Regions from separate parts of the Homo sapiens genome. Here regions 2 and 3 are each linked to region 1. A link is an interaction called in ENCODE POLR2A ChIA-PET data of the cell type or tissue named here. Cell type or tissue: A673. All regions are shown on one strand. Each heading gives the region's core, and the rest is flanking DNA. Links, peaks and the distances in the headings are about the cores only.

Region 1 (10,916 bases), core at 2,934-7,933:
GAAAACAGTAAAAGAAATATTCTCCCTGACTCATGATACCAGTCCTTTATAACCTAATTTAGATTTATGAGGTTGGCATAAGTTCAATATCTATATTCCCTAACTTTTAAAGTTTTAATCATATATGACATATACAGGACAGAATAAAGAAGTTATGATAATCATAAAACCTCCACATGGAAGTAAAGAGAAAAATCCATAGGGCCACCTGGAAAGATACTCACTATTTGGTAGAGTCAGATAATTGATATTCTCGTCGTCTATCATAGCATTCCTGGATTCCAGGATCATTCCATAAACTCTTTATTGCATCTACATATGGATTCTCAAAAGCAGACACCTTCTCCACATCAACTTCTCGAACTAATTGTGCATGAGCCTGTTTAAATAAAAAAAGGCAGTTTTAATACCCTATTACTTTCCAAATTTTCTTTGCTTTGCATATTACATTATATACAATTCAGGTAACACCTTCCTTCATATACTGGTCTTTACACTGGTTTACAATAAAGTCATGTTTCATATTTTTTGTTTTTCTTAGAGAGAACTCAGTCCCAAATCTTTCCCTCTAGAGTAAACCTTGATGCTACTTAGAATTGATTAGAGGAAACTAGAGGAAGGTGGCGTATTCAGCTCTCCCATCAAAACAATAAGAATGTTATGCTTACACATACCACTATTTTCACATATTATCATAATCCTAAAATGTTATTATTAAAAGAAAAGGAGGCAGGAGTAATTATCCCCTCTATGTTTATAGTTTATTATAATCAAACATATAATATAGCCAGCTTATGGGTGTTGTATGTCTAAGCAGAAACTCAATCAGAATCCTCAACTAATCAGGATTAGCTTCTCTAGTTCACTTTTAGGACAGGGCGTAAAACCATTAGAAGAACAATTAATAGTAATAATTTAATCTGGACAACAATGACAATTACCCCTCCACTCTTATGCACCCAAACTTTCAAAATATTTGTTTTGTATCTGCCTTATCTATATTACCAGATTGAGTACGCCCTATTCAATTTTTTAACAATGTAAAATAACTTGGCTATATTCATTTAGCAGGAAAGAGATAAAGAGATTAAAATGTTTTAAAAATAAGATTGCAATGAAAATATTTTATGGTCAACCCTCAAATTAGCCGGAATACACGACTGCCTAACAATCCAAATCAAACTAAGGTTTATGGAATGCAATATATATATATACACACACATATATATATACACACACAAAGTATATATACATAAATATGCAACTAAGCACAAATAACTAATTGTGTTGGACACTGGAGGCAGATGGCTGATAATTACTGAAACAATCCTGATTTTGTATAGAAATACAAACTTCTAAACAAGGTTAGGGAATGGCTATCATGATGACATCATGGCCAAACTATTCATTTCACAAGAGTATTAAGCAGATAGAATTTTAATAAATGTGATCCATGTTAGGCCTTTACCTTCCTTCCTTTCTCTTGTGTGAGAAGGGCCCCATGCCAATAGACTAATCTTGACTTAAGGTTTTAGGAAGCTCAACACACTAAGACTGAAGAAATCACCTTTCTTATTTGTTCTGTTCTGACTGTGACAATCGGATCTAGTAACTGAGAAGCCCTAGCTCTTGCTGGTATTCTGATTTTGGAAAATGAATCCCTGTAGCTGCTTTCTGTACTGAGTCCCTGTGTAGGCAATCTTCCGTGTTCTCCCACCCACAATCTTACCAGCCTGGAGTCCTGTTCCTGAATCCCACGCCAGGTGGGGCCCACCTCAATCATCGTTCCCCTCTGAGACTCGCCCTTTGAAAACAGAGCATCACTGGCTCCTCAATGAATCCCCACTGCTGTGCTCTGCCTCTTAGGCAGTGTAATATTTGTTGTCTTTCTCTCTAATCATGGTTTAAGTTCCAAGTTCCAAGATAGGCTCAACACCGCATAATCAGGGCCTAGCAAGGTGCCTGGCAAGTGGTAGATGTTCAATAAATATTTGTTGGTTGGTTGGAAGGAACAAAGGAAAGAAGGAAGGAAGGGAAGGAGGGAGGGAGGGAGGGAGGAACTGAACTACACTAGAAATTAGGCATTCTAACTTCTAATTCTGGCTTTACCCATAACACTGGTCATAACCTTTAGGAGAAACTACTTTTCCTCTTTATAACTTAATTTTCTGTGTTCATAAGAAAAGGCAATTAAACCAAATCACCAAAGAGCTCATCTAGCCATAAGCTGTATGATTGTAAATATATAATGAATACATCTACAACGCACAGAGCACCAAAATGTTAAGACACTGTCCCTCTGGGAGCACCCAGTACCACTGAGCAAAACAAGAACTTACTATGTCACACAATAACTGAGAATATAGAACAGAATGCAGTTACATACGCACATGAGCGATGCTGCATGGGGATGGTGTTAAGTGCAACTGTGTACGGACCAAGGAGGTCAAACGAGGTGTCAGAGAGAAGGTGGGATTTAGCTGGCGGGTGAAGATGAAGATGAATGATCCCTCCAAGGAAAAGCAGCATGGACAAAATAAACATGGCACTTTTTAAAAACTGTGACTGCTGTTCACAGTTAAAAGAAGCTACTTTCTTTTGACTGCAAAAAACAAAAAAAACAAAAACAAAAACAAAACAAAAAAAAACTGTCTTGTGAGAAAGTTTCATGTTGACTCTGAATTCAAATTAACCTCTACAGTGTAAGTTATATTTGTCTCTGCTATAAACCCGTTACTCAGAAGTCAACCTCCATCAAAACTGAGAGAGAATATTGCCCTCAAAAACAGAGCAATCACCATGTTGCCTTCACCTAGGTTGGAATTTCTAAGTCACTTTTACTGCCTCCTAAGCTTTGTTGTTTCATTCCATCCTTGCTGTTTTGGAAAATGACATTCAAATATAATCAACCATAATTTGCATTTATGTAAGAGCTTTCATCTCAGATTCTCTAAGTTATTTAAAAGTATGACAGCATTTTACAAAATATATACAGATTTTTAAAATTGTGCATATAAACGTTCCCAATGGAAATGCAATACTCTCAATTTTTTGTAAAAAAAAAAAAAAAAAGTTCTGTATGTGGAAACAATATTTTCTAGTATGTTAGAGTAGGAAGATAAATTAGATACTTTTTTTCTATTTGTCCAAATGTCGAATGTGAAATAGTAGTAAAAATTATAAGTAGTTAAGCTAAATTAAACAATTATTAATGAAAAAGACAATGATGAAAAGGAAAAAACTCACCTCAAATATTACAAGTAACAAGTCAATTACAACAGACTATCTTGTTTATTTTGAACATTGTGCACAGAAAAGCAAGGGAGGGCCAGCCATGCTGGCTCATGCCTGTAATCCTAGCACTTTGGGAGGCAGAGGCAGAAGGATCACTTGAGGCCAGGAGTTCAAGACCAGCCTGGGCAACATGGCAAGACCCCATCTCTATAAAAAACAGAAAAATTAGCTGAGCGTGGTGGTATGTGCCTGTAGTCCCAGCTACTTGGGAAGCTAAGGCAGCAGGATCACTTGAGCCCAGGAGTTCAAGGTTACAGTGAGCTATGATAGCACCACGGCATTCCAGCCTAGGTAACAGAGAGAAATACCATCTCTCCAAAAAAAAAAAAAAAAAAAAAAAAAAACACCCAAAAATACCTAGTATGATTTAATGAATCACATAAACAAAATGTAAAATATAATTCTATTTCATTTTAAGTTACAGTTAAAATATACTGGGTGGAAATAATGATGAATGCTAGCTTTCAGAATTCTTAGCAAGCTGGTGGCAAGGCTTAGAGGGAACATTGTGAGAACTAAGTAGCTACTCTCAGGAACTCTGGCAGAATTCTAGGGAAAGACCACATGGAAACCGCAAGATGTGCCAATGTGGTAATGTCTTGTTTTCAGATTCAGTCGTCATAAAATTCAGGTAAATCTTCGATGTGTTGATGTTTCCATGTTTGCTTCTGCAAAGGGAAGGAGGAACTGAGGTCCTACCAAAGTGGGTCTTACCCAGCCCACAGCAGGCCAAGCCTTTAGGTGAAATGAAAAAGACCTCATAGTCACTTTGGAAGGATTTTCAAAATCTCATTAACAGCTGAAGGCGGCTTTAGACTGGAATGTCACACCTACCCAGAAGTAGAAAGCCAAATGGTAACTTCCACATTTGTGGAAGCTCTTAGACACAAATATCCAGCTTATTAGGCCTGCTCTGTCTGAAGGGATGCCCAACACACACAGAAGACCTCAAAATCAGAAAAAGTGCAAGCCAGCATCAGACTTCATCTCAATTCTGAACTGCAGCACACATCTTCCTACTTTTTTTCTAAGTGCTTATTTCCTTTTGGCACTTGACTCTAAAGAAAAAAATCACCAACTCCTAAATGGACTGTGGAAAAAAAAAAAAAACCCTCAGCCTTTTTGGTTTTGTTTTCTTCTGCTCAAAGGAAGTACAGAGTGAAATGATGGATGCTGAGACAAGACTGCTGGTGTTGTAATTCCACTTCCACCCAGTACTAGCTGACTGTCATCTTGTACAAGCTATTTAACATCCTCAACCTCTGCTTCCTAATTACCTCCCTCTCATAATCCATTAAATGGAGGTAATCATAGCACTTATTTTAGAGGGATAAATTACAGAATGCATATAAAATACTCGAAGAAGAGCCAGACACTTAAGGCTACTAGTTATTTAAAATGCAAAAAAAAAAAAAAAAAAAGGAAAAATAGTACAAAAAATATAAACCATGGTACAAATACCTACTAGATTCTTGTGACATTGGGAAAGTCACTGAAGCCTAAATTTGCTCAAATGTGAAATTACAGTCTGGAGGCCCTGACTGGATAATAGATCTCTGAGTTCTCAAATTTGCAAATACTGCTTAGCATAAAATCTCCTGCAGAAAACTTGGACGTGAACTGTATTTATCAGACTGTTTCACGTTTTCTGACTTCATTAGAACCTGAACCCTGACCTTTCAGGTGCATTATATGCAGAGTGACAGTTGTTGTTTTATCTTTTTCTGAGCATTACTGCATAAATGACAAAGAACAGCAAAGTCATACTGAACTGCTGCTGGCTGGGTTCTCATTGTGAGTGATTCACTCCCATAAAACAGCCTCTCCACACTTATGATTCAACATGTGGCTCAGCAAAATTAGAAATTACTACATGACACAGCCTTTTGAAGCCCCTCATGAAAACGAAAGATCTTCTGTGTGGAGTCTTTAAGTGGTAAGGATCTACTGATTCTCCTTTACTAAGCTTCCATGTCCTTCTTAAACTTGGCATTAGATGGAGACTACTGAATCTCAAATTAGTAATTCTGGGAACCACAGTAGCAAAGAGGAAGAACTTGAACAGCCTGAGACCAAATCAGGTATCAATAATAACTCTGTCATGTACCAGCCCTGTGTCTTTAGACAAGTCACTCAACCTTCCTGAACCTCAGTTTCTTCATCTATAAGATGGAACAATTTGTTGTAGGGCTGTTAGGAAAAGTAAAAGAGATGTTTCTAAAATGCCTAGTACAAAATATTATAATTACTATGAAATCTTGTGGTATCTCAAAAGTACCATTAATAATTATTTCAACAAATATTTATCGCTCATGTGTTAGACAATACACAAGACAATGATGAAAAGGAAAAATAGAGAATGTATGTTAAATACAATGTTCTAGATTACAATGTTAGAGAAGAAAGTTTATTAAACTGCCACATATCCTTTCATTAAGACTTCACAAACTGATTTATTAACTCATTATTAAGTTTGTTCTTCTATCATTAGATTTTTATTTTTAATCTCCATTATGGTCACCAAGATAATCAATGACTATAGTTATACTGTCTTTCCCAAAAAACATTTGCTGGAACTACAATTCTCCTCTTGGTTTTGCTGGCCTATAGGCTTTATTTGCTCATTCTAACATAGAATGGGGATTCCTTCTTGGGTAAAGGAAATACCCCTCCTTTATTGTTTAAAATATATTTTTTTTTCTTTTCAGAGAACTCAATCTCTTTCTTGGCCCTACCACTACCATTTTCCATGTAAATATTCTTCTATTTGGTTCTTTGCTTAACATTTTCCTTTTTCATGTTTGTCTGTAATGTCATAATTATCAGTATCAATGACATTGTAGGTCAGATGCTTGATGCAGCATGGCAAAACCTACATCAAACACTTCCAGAGTATGTTGATTGATATAATTACATAATTCCATTACAAAGAACACTGCCTTCAGGTCTATAAAATCTTGGGGTACAATTTAAAATTTTGCACTCTCTGAAGTTCTACTATTATCTTCATAATTATGATGTTGTACTATCCTAGTATGGGTGTGTGTGTGTGTGTGTGTGTGTGTGTGTGTGTATGTATGTATGCATTATTAATACCACCAAAAAAACTAGTTTATCTTCAGAGAGTTTATACAAAGTCACAGTTGATTTAAAAAAATTGAAAAGAGAGATTAAAGATATGCATATTCATTAAAATTCAAAACAATTAGGGTATGGTCTGTATGACTACTTTCAAAGAATATCTGAGGAACATTAATTAATGGAAAATTAAGTTAATGGAAAACTAAGTTAATTGGAATGTTAATAGGTATTTGACAAATGGATTCTGAAGTCCAAGTAAGAGAATGGGGAGAATAATGGTTATAAATAGTCAAACAGAGGTCTGTGCTGCAGAACACAGAAGTTATAAAAAGGCAATGGCCCTTACCTAGAAAGGTGCTATAAATCCATGAGCCTAGCATTGGGGATATTATTGAATTTTCCAAACTTGTTTGACCATGGAAGCTTTTTTTGCCTCCAGATCTGTTGACGAGACTGTTGGTGAATTAAATCATGTTTTGAAAACACTGACTAGAGACTGAGACCCCTAACAACCAACTGTAGGTTGATTTTATACCAACAAAACAACTCATTGACTGATTTCTCCCCACCCTGGCATAATAGGTAAATGCCTGCTTTATAGATTCATATCATCTTCATTTCTGAGATCACATAATGTTATGTGGTTCATTTCCTGATATTATACCTCAGAAAAAGCCTAATCATTTTAGTCCTTTGTAATGTCTGTGCTCCTACAATCTCATTAACCAGAGGAGTATGTTGCTGCTGGTTTGGAATTTTATTTTATTTGACAACAGGAAAAACAGATAAAGAAGATTTCCCTGTTCAGTTGGTAGAATTCAGACAGGCGAAAAAATAAAAAGAACAAGCTTTTTGATTAAAAAAAAAAAAAAAAGGCCCAAATGCTCCCAAGAATTTCAGAGTCTTACATAGGGAATATCATCTTTCTGGAACATCCCATGTGAAATCTGACCACTGAAGCTTCAGACATTCAAGAAATTGTGTTAGGAAAAACTGAAAGTAAAAGGCTCACTTTCCTAGAATCTTGGGGAAGGAATAGAGCTTTTAGAATACCTTGCTTAAATGCCCCTTTAACAGAGCCAGAAACTGTTCCATTAATAAAAATAAAGAAACAAAAACAATACCTCTTTATCCTATGAAAAACGGTAATGAAGCATTTAGAAGTTGTTTTTTTTTTTTTCTTTGAGAAGGAGTCTTGGTCTGTCACCCAGGCTGGCAGGCTGGAGTGCAGTGGCAAATCTCGGCTCACTGCAAGCTCCGCCTCCCGGGTTCATGCCATTCTCCTGCCTCAGCCTCCTGAGTAGCTGGGACTACAGGCGTCTGCCACAACGCCCGGCTAATTTTTTGTATTTTTAGTAGAGATGGGGTTTCACCGTGTTAGCCAGGATGGTCTCAATCTCCTGACCTCATGATCTGCCCATCTCAGCCTCCCAAAGTGCTGGGATTACAGGCGTGAGCCACCACGCCTGGCCTAGAATTTAAGTAGGAAGAAGGGAAGGAAAATAACTCACATCCTACAAGGCCTGGTTTTTTTGTAGTAAGTTATATAATTTGTCACTTTAAATAAAGACCCAAATTTTGAAAATATTATAGATAAGAAGTGTAAAAAGTTACCTGGACCACTGCTGAGAAACTGTTAACTTTCCACTGAGAGTATAATAATATAGTTATAGTCTACTAACACTTTTGAGTATTAAAAAGGCTACCAAAACAGTTAATGTTTGTATTAACCTGTTCTCACACTGCTATAAAGAACTACCTGAGACTGGATAATTTATGAAGAAAAGAGGTTAACTGACTCACGGTTCTGCAGGCTGTATAGGAAGCATGAATGGGAGGCCTCAGGAAACTTACAATCATGGTGGAAGGTGAAGGGGAAGCAAGCACGTCTTACCGTGGTAGAGCAGGAGAGACAGAGAAGCGGGAGGTGCCACACACTTTTAAACGATCAGATCTCATGAGAACTCACTCACTATCATGAGAACAGCAAAGGGGAAATCTGTCCCCACGATTCAATCACCTCCCATGAGGCCCTTCCCCCAACAAGTGGGGATTACAATTTAAGATGAGGTTTGGGTGGGGACACAGAGCCAAACCATATCAATGTTGTATGTCTTTAAAGTATTTATTGACCAGCAAATCTATTTTATTACATTGATATTATTCAAGGAAGTGTGCACATTAAAAAATTTTTCAAAATATAAAATCTTCCTAAAATATAAACTTTTGATAAATCAATGTAGATTTTAAAGTAAAAAATGAGCAGAAATACTTTTCTTGGTACCTTCATGTACTTTAGTCATGTTCTTAGCCATATCTCTTTCTAACATCATGTCCCTAACATCCTTCAGAGAACTATATTTTTTCAATATTGACATATTATGTATTTAACTATTTCATAGAATTGTTTGTAACATTCTTAAAAATTGCCTTAACTATTTTAGGTCAATAAATTTGAAACTGTTAACATTTTCAACCATGCTCTTCTTGGTAGACCTTAATAGTTTTAATTCAGAAACGGCCTCTCTTGTTGGTTCAGATACTTGGTAAGCTTAGAACAAGGTCTGCTGAATGGTAAGTAATCTCACTCTATTATGTTTTTCAAATGGAAAGACATAAATATCTCAGTTCAAATATTTTCATAGAACTATCTTTCGGTATTAGTTCAGAATAGTATTATTTCACAAATATGTTTAGGAGATGAAACTCATAAATAGATTATTGCAGCTTGTTTGGATACAACTGTGATTTATGTGTGAGCCATAACTATTCTAAGAATATTTCTGGTCCACTAGTTTATTAATTTAATACATACAGTATTTTACCATGACACTATGCTCCATGAAAAATTATACTCGTATCATTACCACAAAATACATTACTTTGAACAATGACTTTTAAAATTTTTTAAAGAAGCAAAAGCATTTACTGTAGCAATCAAAACCATGTTGGATATTTCACTTTATCAGCATGAACTTCTAAAAGCTTCATCTCGATTCCATGAATTAATGAAGAAAAAACAAACCATCAATTACCTGCAAAGTTTTTCTTCTGCTAAGAGAATTAACAGATTAATTGCTATTGCTTCATTTTTTTGTACATGCATAAGAAAACCTGGAATAAAAATGAGCTAAATTAACTCGGAAAGAAAGTCATTTGATCTAAACAAAAAGTCATGCTTCACAGAGTGATATAAAAATGCATTCTCTGCTGCTGCACATGCTAAAATGTCATCTTTGGGCACAGTCTTCTGAAAATAACAGCGAACTCTTGAAGCAGAAGATTTGTGTCTTTCGTATTTTGTGTGGTTGATTATATTCATGGCTACAATGGTGAATGTTAAGTACTGATAAATAATTTTATATGAATTACACATTATCAACTTTCTTTAGAAACAAAAATACAGTACTTAATTTTTTGTTAAACATGCATTTTCAAGTTTCTAAAAAAACTTATTATGGCCAAAAAGATCTGCTGCAAAATAAAAGCATTATCAAACAATACAACAGATTTATACCAAACAATAAATGATAAAGCAAAATCTTTCATACCTCCACAGTAAGACTGCTTCAGCCTTCATTTTCCACACACATTTCACATACACCTAGCAACTGCCCACTGACCCTACTCACAGAAGTGTGGTGTCTTCGTGGACCTGGCAGCCTACACGCCAGACCATAGCATGACTAGCTGATTCAAGCAGACGGTAAAGGCAGCAGCACCACATGCTTCTCCACCATCTTTCAGACTGGAAGAGTTTGGCTGCCCCTAGTCACTTTTGTCCCAGCTTACTCCATATTAGCAGGAATGCCCACACGCTGTCTTTGAAAGAGAGATGCAGTTAACAATGCATCTGGGAAGGGATATCAGACTCAACCAAGTGTAAAGTGAGAAGTCTGTTTAACTGCAAAGGCAGAATCTAGAAATACAAAGTGAATGTCTGTTAAAAACATCCTGGATTATTTTAATGCAGCTATTAATAAGAATGCTTCATTAAAAAAATAAAAAAACTGGAATAAATGCTAAACAGGCGGGAGGCTGGGACAACAGGTGCAAACACAAGTATCTCAGGCAAACTAGGACTTATGATCAACCTATGCATGGGGAAGACTTGGGTTAGATATAAGAGGCCTAAATGTGAGATAACAGTCTGCACATCTACCTGATACAGCAAAATTTTATAAAGGGGTCAATATCTAAAATTAAGAGCTTTAGCATTAAAAACAACAAAAACAAAAAACACACCCCAAAAACAGATGTCCTAATTCTCTTGACAAATTAGAAGTCCCAGCAACACTGCATCCATATTCCAAGAGGACAACAGGCTGTAGCTAAGAAGGCTGCCAATAGCTTCCCACTATTGTCAAGAATAATGAGAGAGTACATATATTTTTATGAAAGTGAAAAATATTCTGTGTTCTATAATGCAAAAACAAACAATGCTATGGCAAAGAATAGAACCTGGCCAGCTTCTCATTACCTGCCTGACCCTGAAATAATCTGAGTTTGCACCCTACCCCCAGGCCCAACTCCCCATAACG
Region 2 (10,916 bases), core at 2,907-7,906, 64 kb after region 1:
GCTGGGATTACAGGCATGAGCCACCACGCCCAGCCGATGCTGGATTTTTCTTACTGGACGTATGAGTAATATCTGTCCAGACTTACTACAAAGGCATATCTTCTAGTTTTGTTGATTACTTTCTTGGCAATCACTTGATATCTAATGGATATTTGTGAATAAGGCCTAAAATATTTTTAAAATTATACCTAATGCCTTTGCAAAGTACTGCAAAGTAGTCCCTTGAGAGGCAGATATGATACGGTGAGATTCAACCGAAAGACTTAGACTGTGACTAGAAAGAAAACAGACCATATCTGAAAAATCTCACCTAACCAGTTCACTAAGGTTAAAAGTAAATTCTGCCCTTTGGGTTCTGAAATGTGGCGAGGCTTGAAAATCCCAGTTAGCTGTATTTTACAGCCCCTGTCTGGTTTTCATTATGTGTGCATTACATTTCCTTCAAGAAAATTACAAAGTTCAGTAATTTGTTTAGTGTCCAAGCATGCCACACAGCACGTTAGTGAGTAGAAAATCAATCATCACATCAAGGAAAGGTGATAGGAAATTATCTCATAATTGATGGTATTTAGAAATGTATTAATCAGTCAGCTCTTCTAATGAACAAGGAAGCTTGATGGCAATACCGTGGCCCCAGGAGGGACCTGCTGTGAGAAGCAGCTGAACTGTTCACTGAACTCCCTGGGCCTTAGTTTCCCCACCATAAAAAAGGAAAGAGCTCAGAAATATGTCCTGTCTGATTCTTTAGTGTTTAGGAATTTGTAATAATGTTTATAGTTCCACTCTCCAGTGGAATTATTTATACCCTTTCTCACACAGGTAAGACAGCCAGTAAGTCAAGATATCTTGGTGGACCGTATTTTCTTTTCTTTTTTAGAAACAGAGTCTCACTCTGTCACCTAAACTGGAAGGCTGGAGTGCAGTGTTGTGATCCTAGCTCACTTTAGCCTTGAACTCCTGGGATCAAGCGACCCTCCCACCTCAGCCTTCTGAATGGCTGGGACTACAGATATGTGCCCCACACCTGGATGATTTTTTCTGTTTTTTTTTTTTTGTTTTTTTTGTTTTTGAGACAGGGTCTCATTATGTTGCCCAGGGTGGCATATTTTCATTTGAGAAAGCCTACTTCATTAATTGCACATGGCACCCCACATCCCAAATTCTATTTAGCTAAGTGTGAAAAACAATTTGCCTTCATCATGAAGTATGTTTTGTTCCTTCTGGAACAACTCATTTTCTGTTAGTTTGCCCCTGCTGATACGCATTATGCCTGGAGTGTGTTTTTCACTGCATGGAGTATTTTTCACTGCATGGAAAGGACATGCTTCCCAGGGTCTGTCCCTGCATGACAGGTTTGAGGCTGAAGACAGTGCTTTAGAGGACCACGAGCGAAGTAGGAACTGGGACTGAATATATTCTGGGCTTATGCTTATGGGTGTGCAAAAATAGCTTGAAGACCTTGAAGTTCTGGACCACAGCACGTCCCTGCCAGGCTCACCATAGGAGTTAGCATGCTCCCTCTCTACCTACAGGTCTTGGCCCAAATGCTAGTATCTCAGTGAGGCTGACATCTTACTTCATTCTGTATATGTCCCAAGCCCCTGACACTACTATCTATTTTGTTCCCATAATATAGACCTTTTTCTACACAAATTATGTTTACCATTTATTTTATGCCGCACCCCCCCCAAAACGGGCAATATATTCACACCTACACAGACACACATTACAATGTCAGCTGCACAACGGCAGAGAGCCATTGTCTGGTTTGTTCACTGACGTATCCCAAGCACCCCGAACACTGCCTGGCACGTGGCCAGGGCCAAAAGCTCACTGGTGAATAAATGAAAAGTGTCCCATTGGTTGAATATTATTATTTTAAGAGACAGGGTCTTGCTCTGTTGTCCATACTGGAGTACAGTGACGCTATCATAGCTCACTGCAGCCTTGAACTCCTGGGCTTGAGTGATCCTCCCACCTCAGCCCCCCGAGTAGCTGGGACTACAGGCACATGCCACCATGCTCAGCTAATTTTTCTGTTCTTTGTAGAGACAGGGGCTTGCTATAGTATATTGCCCAGGCTGGCCTTGAACTCCTGACTTCAATCTGTCCCTCAACCTTGGCCTCCCGAAGCACTGGGATTACAGGCATGAGCCACCATGCCTGGCTGGTTGATTATTTTTTAACAGAACAGCTGTGTTTTCAGTCAATCTGTGTTCTGCCCAATTCTTGTCCTTCATTGAGTTTTTATGGGTATTAACCAAAGGTGTACAGAGGATCAAAGTCTGAAAACTGCTGCTGACTGAATCAGTTGCCAAGAATTCTTCTAAATGGCATTATGGGCCGGGCATGGTGGCCTACGCCTATAATCCCAGTACTTTGGGAGGCCGTGGCAGGCGGATCACTTGAGGTCAGGAGTTCGAGACCACCTTGGCCAACATAGTGAAACCCCATCTCTACTAAAAGTACAAAAATCAGCTGGGCATGGTGGCGGGCGCCTGTAGTCCCAGTTACTTGAGAGGCTGCGGCAGGAGAACTGCTTGAACCCAGAAGGCGGAAGTTGCAGTGAGCTGAGATCGAGCCACTGCACTCCAGCCCGGGAGACAGAGCAAGACTCCCTTCCCCTCAAACAAACAAACACAAACAAATAAAAAAACAGCAGTATGAGTTTATGGCCATAGCTTTATACATAATTTTATGAAAACCAGAAGACCCTGCTGATATATGAGTTGATTTGAGGTTCTTTTCTCTTTCCCCAAACATAGGAAAAGTGGTAAATAAAATGGGAGATGAGAATTACTGTTCCAGATCTTGTATTTAAATAACCCAAATTGAACCCAGAAGCTTAAAAAAATAAGCCATCTGGACGGCAGTTTGGCAAAACCTTTGACCCAGCAAATTACACTTCTAAGAATTTAACTAAAGGTTGCAAACAAGCAAGATAAAAGGTTTTCAAGAATTTCACCGCATCACTGCTTATACTGGTGAACAACCAGAGATAATCTAAATGTCCAACAACCTGGGTTGATTATGCGAGCTGTTTAAAGATATACAATGGGAAAGTCCACAGCCACTAACACAGGGCTAGAGAAGATGGCCAAATGACATGGAATGGTATTCACCACGAGGTTCATGAAAAATGATGTGTTGAGATCCAGTTTTTGGTGAGATAGAAAAAAAGCATAGGAAAAAAACTAGAAAGATACTATTTTAGAAGTATTCACAAGCCTATCAGGAAATGACACTTGATGGGATTTTTTTTTTCGTTTTCACTTGTCTGTATTGTCTAAATTATTTTTGTAATAAACTATTTTTAAAGTGCCTTTGTGCAGATGAGATACACAGGAATATGTTACTGTTTCTGAGGGAAACTATCTGAGCATTTAACTTATTCTCATGATTTCCATACCAATAAGTCTATTGTTGTTACCAAACACATATATCAAAGCCATGTCTAAAAGAGTTAGCACCCTTCTGAGAAAAAAAGCAAATTCTTAAAATCAAAATGCAAACACTTCAGTTCACAGCTTACTAACCCAAGAAACCATCTTACAAGAGAACAGATGTGATTAGTGAAATAAATTGTTTAAGTTACGGGGAAAAACATAGTCGCTGGAAGTTTAAGTAGGGACATGTTCCAGCAGTTAACTGAAATATAACTGATGTCCCATCTCTCCATTTCTCTCTATAAATAAGTCTTTACCCTGACTCTCTCCAGTGTGTCCCCAGCTAGCCTAGCCTCTGCCAGTGGCCAGGGAAGTGACACTGTGCCCTATATGAGAGTCTCCAGATGGTTACAGCAGCATCAAAAACATCCAGACACCTCATGTACCTTCATTCTCATTGCCTGATTTAGAGAAAAGAAACTTATGAATCAGAGTAGAGTGCTTTTCTAGGTAGGCTGAGGAACAGTGGTTACTTCTGACAGAGAAAAAAGGGGGTAGTTTTTTTTTTTTTTTTCCAAACCTTAGGTTCTGTGTTGTTGTTGTTTTAATTTTAGACTCAGGCAGTACATGTGCATGTTTTTACATGGGTATATGGCATACTGGCGGGGACTGGGCTTCTAGTGTATCCATTCCCCAGCTAGTGAACATTGAACCTATAGGTAATTTTTCAACCCTTGCCCCCGCCCCCACTCTCCTCGCTTTTGGCATTCCCAGTATCTATTATAAGGCTTGGGTTTTAATATACCTGCTTCTGCACTGAGTCTGTGGACCAGGGTACAATCAGAGTTTTTGGTCTCTAGGAAAATGTGCTCTGTCCCATGTGGTCACACCCTATCTTTGCTTCCTCCACTTACTCCAAATCCAAACTGTCTAGTCTCTGTTCCCTGTTCATTGCCCACCAAAGTAGTTTTGATAATTCATGAAGTAGAAACTGCCAAGTTTATTTAACACTGTCACAGGCTCTCAAATTCTTCTCAAGATTTTGGTATTTCAGAAAAACAGGTTTAACTGAAGACAAGAGGATGTCTTTGACCAACAAGTATGCCCTCAAAACAGAAATGGAGGGAGAATTCTCTAACTGCAGATAAAATCTCAGGATGGGTGGCTGCTCTGGGTGAGAAGCAAATAATGCAACAACTGACAAAAAGAGACAGCCAGCCCAAGAAGATGCTCAGAGCTACTAGCATTTCTATAGCTTCAGAAACACTCTCAGGGTTGGAACTGGGAGGGGAAAAAAGATTCTCTCTGAAGCTGTGTAGGTGACTCCTCCAGCACTTGCTTCTGGCAAGCCCCTGTGGGGGTGTGAAGGCTTGTTCTAATCCAATCTGCCTGCTGAGCCAGCTGCCTTGAGGACCACTATGTGCCAGTTGTCTCTAATCAGTCTGCTGGCCATTTTGCCTGACTTCTCTGTTCTGCTATATTTCAGAGGAAGAGAAAATGCAAACGACTATTAGGAAACCAAAAGAAGGCTTATTTCAAGCGGGAAAAAATTTTAAAGCATGAAAGAAAACAATGAACGAAGCAAGCTGCAACAAAAGTGCGACTTCCCATAATGGTGAATAAGGAGTTAGGAATCTGAGTTAGGAATCCTAGCTGCAAAGCCAGAGATGCCTGGAGAATAAGTTCTCCACCCCACCCCCTCAAACTGAAGCTAAAACTCCACCTATACCTGTTGTCATCATTGGTGGCTGCTCTTAATAAGGTCATTCTTTCCTAAGGAGGACAGGCTGTGGCTGTTCACTCGGGAAGCATAGTTTGCATCTCAGTACACCCATCTACCCCATCATAGTCTAAGTTTCAATCAGCATTCCCTTAACTATAAATGTCTCATTTTACCTGGGAGAGGTCAATGCCCCAAGGGCACTGTGAGTTAAGAAACTGGTCAAGAATCAGCAATCCCTTGTAGGTGTCAGAGTTCAGAGAGGGAGATTTTGAAAAGAAAGTACTATTCTCCTTTGTAGCTTTGTGATCTTGCGGAAATACACCCATTTCTCAAAGCTTTATCTGTAAAATGGAGAAAATAATGGAACCCACCTGCTGGGTTTCTAAAGACTAAATAAGACTACACAGATTCCTGGCCTATACCAAGCTGTCCAAAGTCAGGGACTATTACTGTTACAGTAATAACAGAGTTTCGGATGGGTTTTAGAGATATTTGTCCCATACCTTCATTTTGTAGCTAAGAAAACCAGAGGTAAGGGCAATGAAGAAATGTGCCCAAAGTTGTGGTCTTTTTTGGAACCTCCCAGTGCCTCATCATGCAGGAGTACCCTGACAGAGGCCTAAACTCTACTCAAGCTCAGGAAGTCAGCAAGCTCAAGGAGCCGGGGAAGGCTGAGACCAGCCAGGCACACAGCCAGGTGAAAATGAGGATGCAAGCAAAACTCCAAGAACAAACTGGAATTCTAAGTGAGCTTTGCTGAAAAGTGAGGGTAGTAGGTTTTAATGAACTATTTTCTTTCTATTTGTTAAGGGGAGAAAAAAGCAAACACATACCAACAGGGTCGGCCCTGTCCAGCACAACTCTCTGAGAGTTAACTGTGCTTTAGCAACTGAGTTCAGAAAGGGAGAAAAGTATAAATTAGATTTCTGTTTAACTTTCCCAGTAGCTACAGCATTCTACATTTACAGCCCACAAAAACAATCCTTTGCTTTTAAGAGTTTGAAATACCAGGCCCCAAATCTGAGGTTACTGTCTCAGTACGGATGGAAAGAAAAGCCTCTTTCCAAATTCACTAAAAATCACTCATAATTTTGGACAACTTACATTTCCCTAAAACTTTTTTTTTTAATGAGATTGAAAGAGAAAACTAGGAAGAGAAAGAACAAGAACAAGGACCAAAAAAAAAAAAAGTGTTATTATCAACATGAAAATTTGTCTTTTGTTGAAACTACATTCAAATTCAATAAATGCTGATATAAAAATAAAAGCCTTCCCCTTAAGGTTTAAAATTGTAATATAATTCAGTGATCTATTAAATGCTCTAATACAGTCTCCCTGGCATTTAAAAAGAAAGGCAGGACCTTTTTTTTGAGACAAGAGTCTTGCTCTCTCACCCAGGCTGGAGTGCAGTGGCACGATCTCGGTTCACTGCAACCTCCACCTCCTGGGTTCAAGTGACTCTCCTGCCTCAGCCTCCTGAGTAGCTGGAATTACAGGCACGCCTGGCTAATTTTTGTATTTTTAGTAGAGATGGGGTTTCACCATGCTGGCCAGGCTGATCTTGAACTCTTAACCTCTGGTGATCCACCAGCCTCAGCCTCCCAAAGTTCTGGTGCTGGGGTTACAGGTGTGAGCCACCACGCCCGGTCACAGCCATTTTTTAATTTGTAAAATTAAACAAATCTGGAGAAATCTGTCAGAAAATATATTTACACATTTCACATTTTATTAAATTGATTTCTTAAATTTAGAGCTATGCTCTTAAAAAAAAAAAAAAAAGCATCTTAGTGGTTAATCTCTAGTGTTCCAACCATTTCTCCCCAGAAAGTGGGAGCATTATGAATTGCTACAGTTCAGAAAGAACGCCCCACAGACTCCTGGAATGAGCTTTGAATTTTTTAAAAAAGAGGATTCTATTGGCTTAAAACAAAGGGGGCTGGTTAGCAGGAAATATTTTGGTTAGTAGGACAAATTTCTATCACTTGACAATACAGTATTTACAAGACAAATGAAAGAGTAAATGATGTAAAATAAACTTTATTGTGAACTGAATATCATCTTTGGCTGTACAATCACAACAATAAAAGCAATCAAACAAATAAACAAAAAAACGCTGTAAAGAAAAGCTACTGGCTCATGAACCTTTTATCTATCTGGCTATGGATACAGCTTAGCATGTTAGCCATCCAAAAAAATAAAATACGCAGCCGGGCACGGTGGCTCATGGCAGTAATCCCAGCACTTTGGGAGGCTGAGGCAGGGGGATCATGAGGTCAGGGGTTCAAGACCAGCCTGGCCAACACAGTGAAACCCCATCTCTACTAAAGAAATACAAAAAAAAAAAAAAAATTAGCTGGGCGTGGTGGCGGGTGCCTGTGGTCCCAGTTACTTTGGAGGCTAAGGCAGGAGAATCTCTTGAACCTGGGAGGTGGAAGTTGTAGTGAGCCAAGTTTGCGCCACTGCACTCCAGCGTGGATGACACAGAGAGACTCTGTCTCTAAAATAAAATAAAGTAAAATAAAATAAAGTAAAATAAAATAAAATATGCAGTTGCTTAGAGAAGCTGAGCAGGGTCTCCCATGTTTGGGAAACAGCTCTGAGCTTGCTTTGACTGATGATTTAATGAATCAAGATTCCTGAATAATGGCAGATACATTCAATGTTACTAAAAACTGAAGACTCATTTTCTATACTTCAGGGTGAAGACAGTAAAGCAAATTTACCTATTCTTTTAGTCTGTAATTTCAAACCCAAACTGGATTTAATACTCCTTTTACCTTCATTTATCAAAGAAAATAAGGAAATAGTTTTTAGGGCCAAGCCCCAGCCTATTAGGCTTGCTTTACTATTTGCTTGCTTTACTCCATACATTTCTATCTCAAAAGACAATAAGAGGTTCTGCAGTTCTATATGTAGTTTTGTGTCCATGGACATAGGTAAGGAACACCAGATAAACTGTGGGCATTTTGCTGGAGTGCACTATTAGTGAACTTCCAGCAGTGCCTGCTTGTGATTCAGAGAATATTAATCTTCTAATCCCCCCAGTTAAAGCAGAATGTTCCTATTATTGTTCTACCATATATTCTTAGAAATATTAAAAGACTATAAATCATGTTAGATGTTATATTAATATATAACATATCACATGCTACATATAACATGTTTTTAATATACATATACACACACACTATTATTCCCCAAGGCTTCTTTCTGTTGCACTCTTAATCATTTTGTCCACACCCTTTCAATAAATATTTACTGAAGACATTATGAGCCAAGTACTGGCACATGAATAATTCTTTTAGCAATTATTCTAGATCAGTAGTTCTCAAAGTGTAATCGGGATGCTCCTGGAGACTGCTGAGACCCTTGAAGGGGGTACGGGATGCCTAATTACTTTCACACTAACACTAAGACATTTTGTGCCTTTACTGCTCACATTCTCTCATGACTGCACAATGCAGTTTCAAGACATGCAATGATGACATCTTTCTGATGGCTAATGGAATGGGTGTTTGCACACACTTGTTTTGATGGGGTCCCAATTTTAATTTCCAATAACATAAATATCAATAGACATTAAAATAAAATAAATATAAATAAAAGCTCATTATTGGAATCCACGATAACTTTTTAAGTATATAAAGAGGTGCTAAGATTAAAACATTTGAGAATCCTCATTCTAGATCACTGGCAATAATTCCTCCTGCTACTACACAGATTTCAGAATACTAATTCTTGAATGACTTCTGGAATTCTTGACCTTCAAAATTAGTGTTCCCAGAGAAAACATCTAAATAGGAAAGTATAGCAGTAATAGCTCACTAAACAACTTTCCTGAGCAGAGTGGGGTAAATGCAGCAAGGAGAAAAGTGGCTTGCTATAAGAGTGAAAATATTTAAAATGTCTACTCATTGTCGCAATCCCCTAATGCCTCAGGACAAGATGAACTTTTACCATTTAAACCTTATTTTGAGTTATCCTAAGGTTGGAGTTCTGCTTGCCTTAAAAAAAGTACTCTGAATCTTGAAAAATCCAGACTGAGTCTGTTTATTCTTCACGTGGAACGCTGGCTGAGAAGAGTGTCAGATTTTGGAAAAAAAGTGAGGTTTATGAGAAAGATGAGGAAAATAATCATTCCTGTAAATCAGAGCAGCAGAATGGGAGCCTCTGGATTATTCACTAACAATTAGTCTAGCAAAGTCCCTTGAGTGTCTGACGCATCAAAGCACTAAAGCCATTTGCTCCCTCAGAGTAGGGGAGAGGACACGGAAGAGATTCCATTTTCAGCATGACATTTAGAATCAAATTAGAAAATCAAAAAATTTTTCATTCTTCCCATAAGCTTGAACTCCTCTTTGTCATTCTACAACTTGAATGCCCAGTTTCCTTTGAAGCACCATATATCATCTTTTAAATACACCTCAAAACAACTTTTGATTCCTTCACTTTACTTAGTCATGCCATACCTACTGAATTAAACATTTCAAAAAAATTCCTTAATCCTGAGGCTGGGCATGTTGGCTCACACCTGTAATCCCAGCACTTTGGGAGGCCAAGGCAGGAAGATTGCTTGAGCTCAGGAATTAGACCAGCCTAAGCAACATGGCAAAATCCCATCTTTTAAAAAAAAAATTAGCCGGGTGTGGTGGTGCGTGCCTGTAGTCCCAGCTACTCATCAGGAGGTTGAGGTGGGAGGACTGCGTGAGCCTGGGAGGCGTAGGGTGCAGTGAGCCAAGATCCTGCCACTGCATTCCAGCCTGGGCGACAAAGCCAGACCCTGTCTCAAAAAAAAAAAAAAAAAAAAAAAAAAAAAAAAAAAAAATCCTTAATCCTGTTTAATGTCTCATTATGATGTTTATTCATTTCTGATCTGTTTCTAGCATCTTGCTTTTGTCTGTAAATTGCAGGGTTTTCAGAATATTCTCAAAGAAGGATCAACTGTCCAATGCTTATTGGACACATGTTGATCCTTCCAGATCCCTAGTGATGCTGCAAGTTCATTTCCAATTTGCTGTGTTAAGTCCTTCTTGATACCAGGCAGAAATGTTTCTTGTTTTTTCTCTTCCCTTTATTATCACAGTCTCTAATGAGTCCTGCCCACTGTATTCAATTAGTATGCTTCTCTTTGTCAAAATACGTCACCGCTTATTTCTAACCAAATGCACAACTATCTTTATACCTGTTCTTTTGGTTTTTTCCCAAACTCTTAAATTATCATGGCCTAGAAATTTTAATAAACTGACATTTCATCCCAAATGAAGCTTTTGCTTCCATCTTTCCAGTTATCCGAAATGTTTGTCAAAGTCAAATTGTATTAATTTTACATGCAAACATTCTATAATATGCATACTAAAAACAAGTAAAACTACAAGTTAGTTACTCCTTTTATCTACTCGCTTACAAAACACATAATAGCTAATCCTTCAAATAGACATGGGTTTGTAAGTTTTCTACTTTATTCTTTATTAAAAATTATTTTAAATGTTTAAATTTTGAAATACTTTATCTTAGTTATAATGTATCTTAATTCTGTTCCCAATGTAATTGCCGATTCGCACATATCTTTGTATTGGTTATTTGGGTTGGCATACCATACTCCTAGAATCCTCCACAGTACTTCTTCCAGACCCCTAAAAAACTTGAGAGTTTGACTGAAAGACTTCATAATAATTTATCGAAGCCATCTGGCATTACTTAAGCTATGCCTAAGAAAGCTTTAGTAGCATTCATTTTCTAAATGTTCTTATTTCATCCTGAAAATAGAGGGGGCATAGAAATATGAGAATTAGAAACGTGTCATAAAA
Region 3 (10,916 bases), core at 3,024-8,023, 110 kb after region 1:
AGGTAAATTTCACTCAAGAACTTAATGTTCACATTTTCATTTTATTATACAAATGTTGTGAATTCAAAGTGAAGGCAAAGTTTCACGTAAGAAAAATCTGTATGATGCAAATATTGTAGGCAGAATAATAAAAGTAGGAAATTAAGGTATTATTTGGCACTAGAACAGAATTCAGCCAAAAAACCAGAGTCATACATTGGTATCCACAAGGGATTGGTTCCAGGATTTCCCTCTTTGGACACCAAAACCCAAGGATGCTCAAGTACCTGATATAAAATGGTATAATATTTGCATATAACCTATACACATCCCCCAAATACTTTAAAACATCTCTAAATTATAATACCTAATACAATGTAAATGCTATGTAAATAGTTGTCATACTGTATTGTCATTTGTATTATTTTTACTGTTGTATTGTTTTTATGGCTTTTAAAAAATATTTTCTATCCAATGTTGGTTGAATCCATGGATATGGAACCCGCGAATAGGGAAGGCCAAATGCATATGGACTAAAACATCAACAAAGAAAAAAACTCAGCTTCTTTGTTCCATACAGTTCTATGACAGAGACAAATGAATTATTTCTAACAAATGTGTAAGCCAAATTTCATGTGTCATTCTCCTATTTTTATAGAATTATACCATACTCTCTGAGTTTGAAATGGCCATTTTAACAATCTAGTCCTGATTAGTATGAAAAATTTTGGTATAATAAAAAAACAGCTGTTCCCAAATTACATAAAATTATGTTGTTTCCTAAGGCCACATGAAAATGAAAACTGTAAGAGACTTCACAATTCTCTATCTCTGAATGAAAAAAAGCAGACTTTTCTACTAGTAGATTATTTCAAGAATGCAGTGATGACTAATGTCTTTTCACAGCATAGGGCAATGAAAAGCACAAATAACTCTGACCAATCTAAAGAAATATGACTCTGCTTCCAAGACCACTGGTACTATAAAATCTGGTGACAAGCCCTTACATAAAATATCTAGGGGAGGGATAAGGATCTCATTTTTGCTAATTTAAATATATCTCCAATCAAGTCATTTAATAACTTTAACAAGCAAATGAACACACACAAGGGTGTGAGTCCCAGAAAAAACCCTGCTCTTTCAATGGCCTATATAAATATGACTTGAAAATATCCCCATAAAAGTTATTTGTACCTTCAGGCAAGTACTCTGCCTTTTCTTATCTCAGCTCATCTAAATACCCAGAAATGAGATTACCCAGAAATGAGACTATTTAAGAACCATGCTATGAGAAGGCCACTTCATCCAGTGTGCGTAATTGGCTATAAGGAATACTAATTTTTCTTCCCTATTCGCTAGATCAGGATAAAGCACAGAGAGCAATCTCCAGTTCATTCACATCTCCTTCCATCAGAACAAACATCAAACACAAACTCAATATACTATGATACAGTGCATCAATTTGTAAGCTGTTAGAATACATCACATTAGACACACACTCTCACACAATCTGATGCTTCCATTTTAGGCCTTTTCTTCCCCCCAAGATCTTTTCAACACAACAGGATTCCCACATACAAGTTCTGCCAAAAATCTGTATTTACTCTATGTGTCTGATTCACATAAGCCATATATATGTTTACAATGATTATTTTGCCTATTTGCATGATATAGTCTGCAAATAGTAAAATGACCATTTTAAATCCAATCATATGTACCTTCTTAATGGTAATAAATTAGCATTTATTGTTGAAAGCAATCGTGGACTCATTGGTTCCTTCTCTCACTTAAACTGGCTTCTTGGGCTATTATGTTATCAAAAGAGCTGCCAAGGCCAAACCACATATACAGAAGCATTGCTCAATGCTTAAAAAATGTCAGTTATTACTGCCACTGCTCCGAAGGATGGTGGTGCCCATTTCCATACAAGGGCTCTGGAAAACAATCACTGAATACTACCAGGAACTTCAAGGGTCTACATGGTTTATCATCTTTACTCTGAAGAAAAAAAAGGGGGTGGGGGCAGAAAACACACCTTACCAGGGCCTCTCACAGACTGAGGGAAGCCCATACCACTTCTACTTTTTTTTTTCAAGGGTCTCTGTTATGCCAAAACAGTTACCAAAACTGTGGCATTTAAAGTTACACAATGAATATATTTATTTCACACTGCCAGGGCCTTTCATGACTGTATCTGGAGATATTGTCAAACTATCAGAAGTCTAATCTGAAGATCTTAATGAATGGGAAGGCTCAGGACGAATGCCCCCACCCCACTCTCTTAATTGGTCAGCACCCAGATAAACAACAGCCAAGAACAAAACCCAAGACTCATGGAGCTGAATTATAGAGTAACTGTACTTCAGGTCCACTGGTTTAAGCTAGGAGTTTGAAACATGAAATCTCAGCACCACCTCATCTGAACTTGGGCTACTTTCACATACACTTGGATGAAGTAGAACTAGAAATTTTAAGGAGAAATTTTCTACCAATAAGCACATCATCAATCCACACCTGCAAAGAAAAAAGTATTCAATAACACTGAGTCAAAACTCAATCCATGTGTTGTCCACATTCCAGGCTATATCTACTTTAAAATATGTGTATTCTGTTTTCTGCACATTTTCCTCTACTTAGATTAAAATCCTGCATTTGAAACACAGCAGCTCTAAGACCAAAGTTGCCATAACTTCCCGTCTTTTCATGACTGTCTGTTGAGGGCAAGAGTTGAATACAATTAACCATTTGTCCCCAGCATGGTCGTGCAGAAGATCCCAGACAATTTTTAAAATTTAACACAGAACAGAACTGAATTTAGTATAACCAACTACAAGTGGAAACTGGACATGTAATTTAGTGGTAACCAGGACTATTAATAATAACTAATCCAGTTAAGTTGTTTTAAAGGAAAAGACAGGCAAAACACATTGAAAATTCATTCACTGAAAGTATTAGAAGGTCATGTCAGTCCTGGACTTCTCAGTGTGGTAAAATCCTCCCAGAAGAGTCACTTGATCATACAAGGTTATTCAAAGGTACAAGAGCATTTTCTTGGAGTGCCCGTAGTAAACATTTGTGTATTAAAAACTAACATCAGTTGGTTGCAGAACTTCCTGAATATACTAAAAAACATAAATTTGTACACTTTAAAATGGTAAATTTTAGGTCCGGCATGGTGGCTCACACCTGTAATCCCAGCACTTTGGGAGGCCAAGGTGGGCAGATCACTTGAGGTCAGGAGTTCGAGACCAGCCTGGCCAACATGGTGAAACCCCGTCTCTACTAAAAATACAAAAATTAGCTAGACGTAGTGAGGCGCCTATAATCTCAGCTACTCAGGAGGCTGAGGCAGGAGAATCACTTGAACCAGGGAGGCGGACATCACAGTGAGCTGAGATCGCATCATTGCACTTCATCCTGGGCAAGAGTGAGACTCTGTCTCTAAATAAATAAATAAAAATAAAATGGTAAATTATGGTATATAAATATCTCAATTTAAAAATTTTTTTAAACTAGCATCAGTATAATTTGGAGAACAGGAAGTTTATGTGAATTTTCATGCTAAAACTTGTTCAGCAAGTTACTTTGAGCCAATCTGCTCAACTTATTCCTATTCTTTCCCCTAAGAGTACATGTTCACTCTCTCTGCCTCTGGATGTATTTTGGAGAAAAGGTGTGAGAAGCCCTGAACCCATTGATTTCATTAAGGAGGGAACCAACTCATTCAAAGATTCTGCTGGTTGACAGCTAATGAGGGAGAAGGTAAGACTGGAACCTACCAAGGTCTCTTATCTGTCCAGAGCTCCTGATCTTGTGTCCTCATACACTAAACATTTTTTCTATTAATAAAACTTACAAATATTTGTTATAGAAAATTATTTTAAAACTTGAACATTTTGATATATTTCTTTCCAGTCTTTTTTTTCTAGGTAAATGTACTTTTTCCTGTTCTTGTTCTAAAATAAAACTGCAACAGGCTGGGTGCGGTGGCTCATGCCTGTAATCCCAGCACTGTGGGACGCCGAGGTGGGTGGAACATTTGAGGTCAGGTGTTCAAGACCAGCCTGGGCCACATGGTGAAACCCTGTCTCTACTAAAAATACAAAAAAAAATTAGCCCGGTGTGGTGATGTGCGCCTGTAGTTCCTTCGGGAGGCTGAGATGGAAGAATCAATTGAACCCAAGAGGCGAAAGCTGCAGTGAACAGAGATCACATCACTGCACTCTGGCCTGGGCGACAAAGCAAGACCCTGTCACACACACAAAAATTTTTTTTTAAAACCTGCAACAATACTTTATTGTTATTTTTCGCTTAACATACTATGACAATTATTCTCTGATACTAATTATTCTTCAGAAATGGTTAATAATGATTATCTGAAAAACAACATAAAGATGTGTGATAATTTAAAAATTACCCTGTCATAACACATTTTGAGCAATTCTAATTTTTTGCTTTTGTAAATAATGCTCTGATAAACACCCCTGAACAAAAATCTCTGCCTGAATCTCCATTTCCTTAGGAGAGTATCATAGAAATGTGATTAGACCAAGGATGTAATCTTTGTGCAGGATCTGGCAGTCCTGTAACTGTACCAGCTGACACATCCACAGACCCATCCCCCACCTCACTTTTGAAAAGACTATATTTTTTAACCCCTACAAATTTGAGAGACTGAACTAAATTTAATTTACATCTTTTGAGAAGAAACATGCTTCATACTTTTCTTGTCCATTTCTATTTCTTCTATGAACTTGCCCTTTCATTTTAATTATTTAAGGACTTGCTGTTTTTCCTACTCGTTTTTTAAAACAATGTAGTTTTTAAACACAAAATTAATGCTCATTTACAAATATTTCCCCAATTTGTCATTTTATTTTCATTTGTTGACAAAACTGATGCATAAATTTGCACTATGAAAGAAACGATTACAGTCATTCATATAAGCTTTCCTTTAGTGATTTCTTTCATTTATGTCTTTAAAAAGGCTCAAACATATATATTTTATTCTAGGTTTCAAAGTTTTACCTTTTACAATTAACTAACAAAATAAACATACATATTTTGATGTGTGGTGTGCAGTGATTTTTTTACTAAAAAACTTTTTCTCAAAGTCATTACATACTTTAAGGTCACAGGGTCTCAGGAGTGTTTGGCCTCAATAGGAAATTTTTTCATATCCTCTAATGTGCTGCTAAATGGTGATCAAAAAAATATATGAAGCATATTAAGTGTCCTAAAGCAGCAGTCCCAACCCCCAGGACCACAGCCCAGCACCAGTCACTGGACTGTTAGGAACCGGGCCGCACAGCAAGAGAGTGGCAGGCATTACTGCCTGAGCTATGCCCTCCTGTGCATTAGATTCTCATAGAAGCATGAACCCTACTGGGAACTGTGCATGCGAAGGATCTAGGTTACATGTTCCTTGTAAGAATTTAATGCCTGATGATTTGAGGTGGAACAGTCTTATCCCGAAACCAACCCCCCGACCCGACCCCCATCCCTGGAAAAATTGCCCAAAAAACTGGTCTCTGTTGCCAAAATGGGAACAAAATGGGAAGAGGGAACAGAATGAATGTCATTGAGATGCTTGTAGGACAGCGGTCCCTGTCCTACAAGCATCTCAATGACATTCATTCTGTTCCCTCTTTTTCTCTTCCTTACACAACCAGCAGGTCCGCATTTCCATCCCTAAGCATTAGACTTTTGCTCACTGCCAATTTATTTAAAGAACTCTCACTGGGTGCGGTGGCTCACGCCTATAATCCCAGCACTTTGGGAGGCCGAGGCGGGCAGATCACGAGGTCAGGAGATCGAGACCATCCTGGTTAACACAGTGAAACCCCATCTCTACCAAAAATACAAAAATTAGCCAGGCATGGTGGCAAGCACCTGTGGTCCCAGCTACTCAGGAGGCTGAGGCAGGAGGATGGCGTGAGCCCCGGAGACGTAGTATACAGTGAGCCGAGATCATGCCACTGCACTCCAGCCTGGGTGACAGAGCGAGTGAGACTCTGTCTCAAAAAAAAAAAAAGAACTCTCAAGAACAGTAGTGAAAATATTCCAGGAAGTTAAAGACTCTAATCTCTCTTCCACTTTATACATCTATTCCTACCTACATATTATGCATATGCTACCTATTCCAGTTCCTCCTCTTAATAGCCCTGTGGCCTTGGGTAAATTACCTGTCCTCTCTAAGCCTGCTTCTTCATCTGCAAATACCACCACCTAGTTTACAGCTCTGCTCTGAGTTTTCAATTAGTTAATCCAAGTAAAGCAGTACCTGGTAGGAAATAGACAATAAATGTTAGCTATAATTTACAATGCAAAATCAAGTGCAAAAATGAGAGAGTAGTCTGATAAAAGGCTACAGGGCAGGGTTGGGTGGGGGGACAACAAAACCTCAGTAGTCAAGAGAAATAATATTTTAATGCAATACTTTTAAAAGTCAAAATTAATACCCAAAATTCACAAAGAATAAAATAAAGACAGGATCATTAACAGAACTATGTTGCACCATATTGGCACCTAAGAAGCTGCCTTTGGTTTTGATCCAGTGGCAAGTGCTTTTATTCACCTTATCTAGTCTCAGCCCTGACTCAAATTCTCCATTCCCAAAATAACTGAGATAACCATCACCAGCATTTCAGTATTTAAATTCATAGTGTTTGGAGATTTTTAGCTTGAATTGTTTATTCTTAATTTTATTGGATATAGATTGCATATCAGACATTCTTCCAGTATCAAGGATGCAGGACACAGTCATTACTGTCACAAAGGTAACATGCAAGTGTGAGCAGATGATTTATTGATAGATGAATAATAAAATATCTAATGGAGATGAGTGCTATGCGCTAAAGAATTAAACGACAATGAAATACAGAGTGACCTGACTGCTGCTTTGAGATACCCTCTTAAGAAGGTACATTAAAACTAATATTCAAGAACCCGCAACAAGAAAATTAGAAGGAAACAGCATTCCAAGCAGTTGACCAGCTGACTTGGAGGCTGAGGTGGGAACATATTTAGCTGGCATGTTGCAGGTACAAGAGGGTCAGTGTGGTTGTGGCACAGCAGCTGGATGGCAGAGGTAGGAGGCACGGCAGGAGCACAGGCTACAGTTGCAATGGCCAAGTCACCTGGAGCATTATATTTTAGGAAACAAGTTGGATTTTATTCTAAGTGCACTGGACAGCCTTGGAAAGTCTGAACCAGTGAAGTAACAGGCCTTGATTTATGCTAGGTAAAGAATGGATGACTGTTAAGAACAAATTAGTAGGGTATTCCAACAATCAAAACAAAAAAAAATCCTAAAAAAGTCTGTGTGGGGCTGACAAGGGGAGGGATAGTTTGGAGATGGATGAAGTGAAAAAGGGAGGAGATGACATAGGGAGAACTCGTTGATTTCTGGCTTGATGGATGGAGGCACTAGATTCTTAGAGAAGCCTGAAGAGGAAAGAGTTTGCAAAGAGAGGAGGTTAAGTTTGAAATGTGTATTCATCCCAATGAAAAGCACTCTCGTACACCTAGAAAGTTCACTGCATCGACATGGAGACTACCCACGGAGGATGAAACAGAGGATGCGATTTGTGTCCTACATTCTCTGGGCCTCAAAGGCAAGGACACAGACATGACTGACCGTCTTCTGCTAATGTGTGAGTCAGAGCAGGCTGCAAAACCTGATTTGCAATTTCACTTCCTATGAGATAAATCTCCTTAGCTAAAGAAAAGGTAAGAAACTTGTTGGTCTCTAAGTTCCACACACAGACACACAAACACACACACACACATTTATAAAGTGGCATCATCTGGCCAGGAGCGGCGGCTCATGCCTATAATCCCAGCACTTTGGGAGGTCAAGGTGGGTGAATTGCTTGAGACCAGCCCATGTTGAAACCCCATCTCTACTAAAAATACAAAAATTAGCCAGACGGGGTGGTGCACGCCTGTGGTCCCAGACACTCGGGAGGCTGAGGTGGGAGGATCACTTGAGCCCAGGAGGCAGAGGTTGCAGTGACCTGAGATTGTACCACTGCACTCCTGGGTGACAGAGTACGACCCTGTCTCAAAAAAAAAAAGTGGCACCATTGATACATGCACACTTCTTTTAGAGAAAACCGGGACTTCCCTGAACATTATTTGGGAAGCAGAAAGATATAAAAATATAAAGTCATAATAATAACAGATTTTAAGCAGCGAGGACCCTTCAAACTTAATACACCACCCACAGAATTTAACATTTTTTTTCCAGATAATAAAAAACGTGACACACGCAATCCAGATTATTAGGTCACACATAAAGATAAATTGCACACTTTAAAAATGCAGCGGCTGGGAAATTATGGGACGCTCTTTTGAAAAGCACTCTGAATTTCCTTATTAACCCTGCAAATACTTCCTCAGGATAGAACAGCTCATGTGGCCCTCCTCAAAAGAGAACAACAAATTACATTTATAACAGAGGAAAAGGCCTAAGATGGATTTGAAATGCCATTTTCCACCTTATTGCATATTCATCAAGAGATCAGCTACAGGCAGAGGTGCGGCACAGAAAGAACATCAGCTGAAGTCAGGGGCCCTCCCAGCCCGCCCACAGGAGACAACGATCCGCACATAGCCACTTGGCCAATGAGAGCTGAGGATGAGCGAATTGGCCTGGATGACCTCAAGGGTTCTCTCCAGCGTTGGATTTTATGATCATTTTCCCTCTCTCTATATTGTTAAACAGCATTAACAACTATTAAATTTCTCACGAGAACGTCACCTAGTATTTAGTATATATTCAAATAATAATTCAAATAAGTTGACTAAAAACTACAGTAGTCTTCTTTCAAGGTTAATATGTCAAGTTTTTTTTTTGCTTTTACTCACGTGGCTCTTCACTTTGAGCCTCTAAAAATAATTATCTTTCAAGGTAGGGGAATTAAGGTGCTAGAGGGAGCCAGCCAAGTACTGCCCCAGTTAAGAGAAGCAATGATCTAGGAAGTCTCAAAAAATACGCAGATTTTCAGATTGCAGAACATGGCATGCTTTCTGGGCTAATATTATCCCAGTAATTTCAAATAATGACATTGAGAATACTAAGAAGGACTTATATATGTTCCAAGTGTGCCTAATACGCATACAACCACAAAAGGATCTGGAAGACAGAAAGTATCATGGAAAACAAAAGTTACTGAATCTGCACATGCAGAGCAGTTACTGACCTTTAAGGACTTTTAGAAGTCCACTGTTCATGTGGCATCTAATAGTCAGTTAAAAGGAAAATTAGGGCCGGGTGCGGTGGCTCACGCCTGTAATCCCAGCACTTTGGGAGGCTGAGGTGGGTGGATCATGAGGTCAAGAGTTCAAGACCAGCCTGATCAACATGGTGGAACCCCGTCAATACTAAAAATACAAAAATTAGCAGGGTATGGTGGTGTGGGCCTGTAGTCCTAGCTACTCTGGAGGCTGAGGCAGGAGAATCACTTGAACCCTGGAGGCAGAGGTTGCAGTGAGCCAAGATTGCACCACTGCCCTCCAACCTGGACGACAGAGTGAGATGCTGTCTCAAAAAAATAAGAAAATTATACCCAAAGAAATACTTCCCTTTTCTTAAAGGAAGAAAAAGAGCATGATTAGAACACACATGTACAAGCAAGCCAAACCTCTGCATTGTTCACATTTTAAAGTTTAAAATTCTCTCTTGGGGGGAAATGTTGATGTTGATCAAAAACCATAGTACCTGCTGGGGGGTCTCATTATTGGCATTAAACCACCCAGCAAGGACTCTTGAAAGTATCATTTCCAAATGGCTATTTGGGAGAATCCAACTACGTCATAAAGAGATGCATTAGGAAATCAGTTGGGTTCTCACTTCTCCTAAAACAAAAAATTTTTTAAGATTCAGCTTTTGTAAAAAGCCAATACATTTGCCATTGGAGATAGGAAGTTGCCCCTTGGTAGCGAATGCTCAGAGAACTTCGAAGATAGGTACATGAAATGTCCCTGTTCTTTTAGGTTATAATTACTCCAAAGCAGTCCAAAGATGCTTCTTGTGTGTTCCACATGTGCTGTCCAAAAGACAGGCGCAACATCTGGTACCACCAATTTTGATGTCAAGACGATTTCACCAGCCAGTTAAAAAAGGTACCCTATGGGCTGTTTCATTAATTTAAATTTTGTCCTCTAATTTATTTCACCTGATTGCCCTATGTTCCTCCAGTATTCAATCCAGTGACAGGAACAGACGTGCAACAAAATGGTAACAGAGCAGGAGTCTCTCTTCCCATCTTTCCCCTTCAGTTTCTTCAGAAACAGCAATAGTCAACCTAAGCCTAAAATAAATAAATGCGGGTTTCCTTACTACTAAGTAAATTGCACATGGAAATATGCCTTCTTCCTGCAAAGGGAAGGATCTCTTTGCTCGGAAGTATCACACCTTGAAATGTATAACAAGCAGGCAGGAAATAAGAAAGGACACTCTTACAACCAGAATTACTCCTTGAGAAAGTAAAGTTAAAGAAAGTACATCGGTGCATTTTATTAATGTTTAGTAAAGCCTGCACATATGATGACTTCCTACCATTTGCCTGAAAAACGAGGAAGTGAAACCAATTTGCCTCTTAATTTAAATTGAGCCTCTCCTCTTGTTCTACAACCCATGAAGTGATCCAAGAAGCAAAAACTAGAGTTAAAGGGGAAGAGATATCATAACCCAAGATATAATGTATGGCTCTTGGATTAGTTCTTGGTTTAGGCCTCATGACCCAACAAATGCTGTCTGAATTATAGCAGTATATACTCAGACCTTATTTTTAATACACCGACCCAATAATACATAAAAATAACATTGGAGGAAGCATAATAAACATGGTTTTAGTCTTTAAAAAAACGATCAGAAACCAACTGTCTTATATGCAACCTTCCCCCTGAAATGTTTCATCATAGAAAAGATA

What was found. Peaks named below come from ENCODE experiments on the same cell type or tissue, not always from the same donor. Only the 100,000 strongest peaks of a DNase experiment are listed, where the experiment ranks them.
Region 2: POLR2A ChIA-PET joins it to region 1 with 21 read pairs; 5 of 35 experiments call an interaction of 5 or more read pairs at or near these places.
Region 3: POLR2A ChIA-PET joins it to region 1 with 14 read pairs; 3 of 35 experiments call an interaction of 5 or more read pairs at or near these places.

Annotation. Positions count from the first base shown.
Region 1 is chr9:77,815,392-77,826,307 of GRCh38, forward strand. It overlaps GNAQ (G protein subunit alpha q), which reads right to left. Exons shown (of 7, transcript NM_002072.5): 3 at 225-379. Among named protein-coding and RNA genes, the nearest start is that of GNA14, 170 kb to the left of the region's middle. In A673, for the core only: no CTCF peak of the experiment used is centred there; a DNase peak (open chromatin) is centred at 5,130; H3K4me3 peaks cover 789 bases; H3K27ac peaks cover 731 bases.
Region 2 is chr9:77,879,515-77,890,430 of GRCh38, forward strand. The region is part of intron 2 of GNAQ (G protein subunit alpha q); the gene reads right to left. Among named protein-coding and RNA genes, the nearest start is that of GNAQ, 150 kb to the right of the region's middle. In A673, for the core only: no CTCF peak of the experiment used is centred there; no DNase peak of the experiment used is centred there.
Region 3 is chr9:77,925,595-77,936,510 of GRCh38, forward strand. All of the region lies in intron 1 of GNAQ (G protein subunit alpha q), which reads right to left. Among named protein-coding and RNA genes, the nearest start is that of GNAQ, 100 kb to the right of the region's middle. In A673, for the core only: no CTCF peak of the experiment used is centred there; no DNase peak of the experiment used is centred there.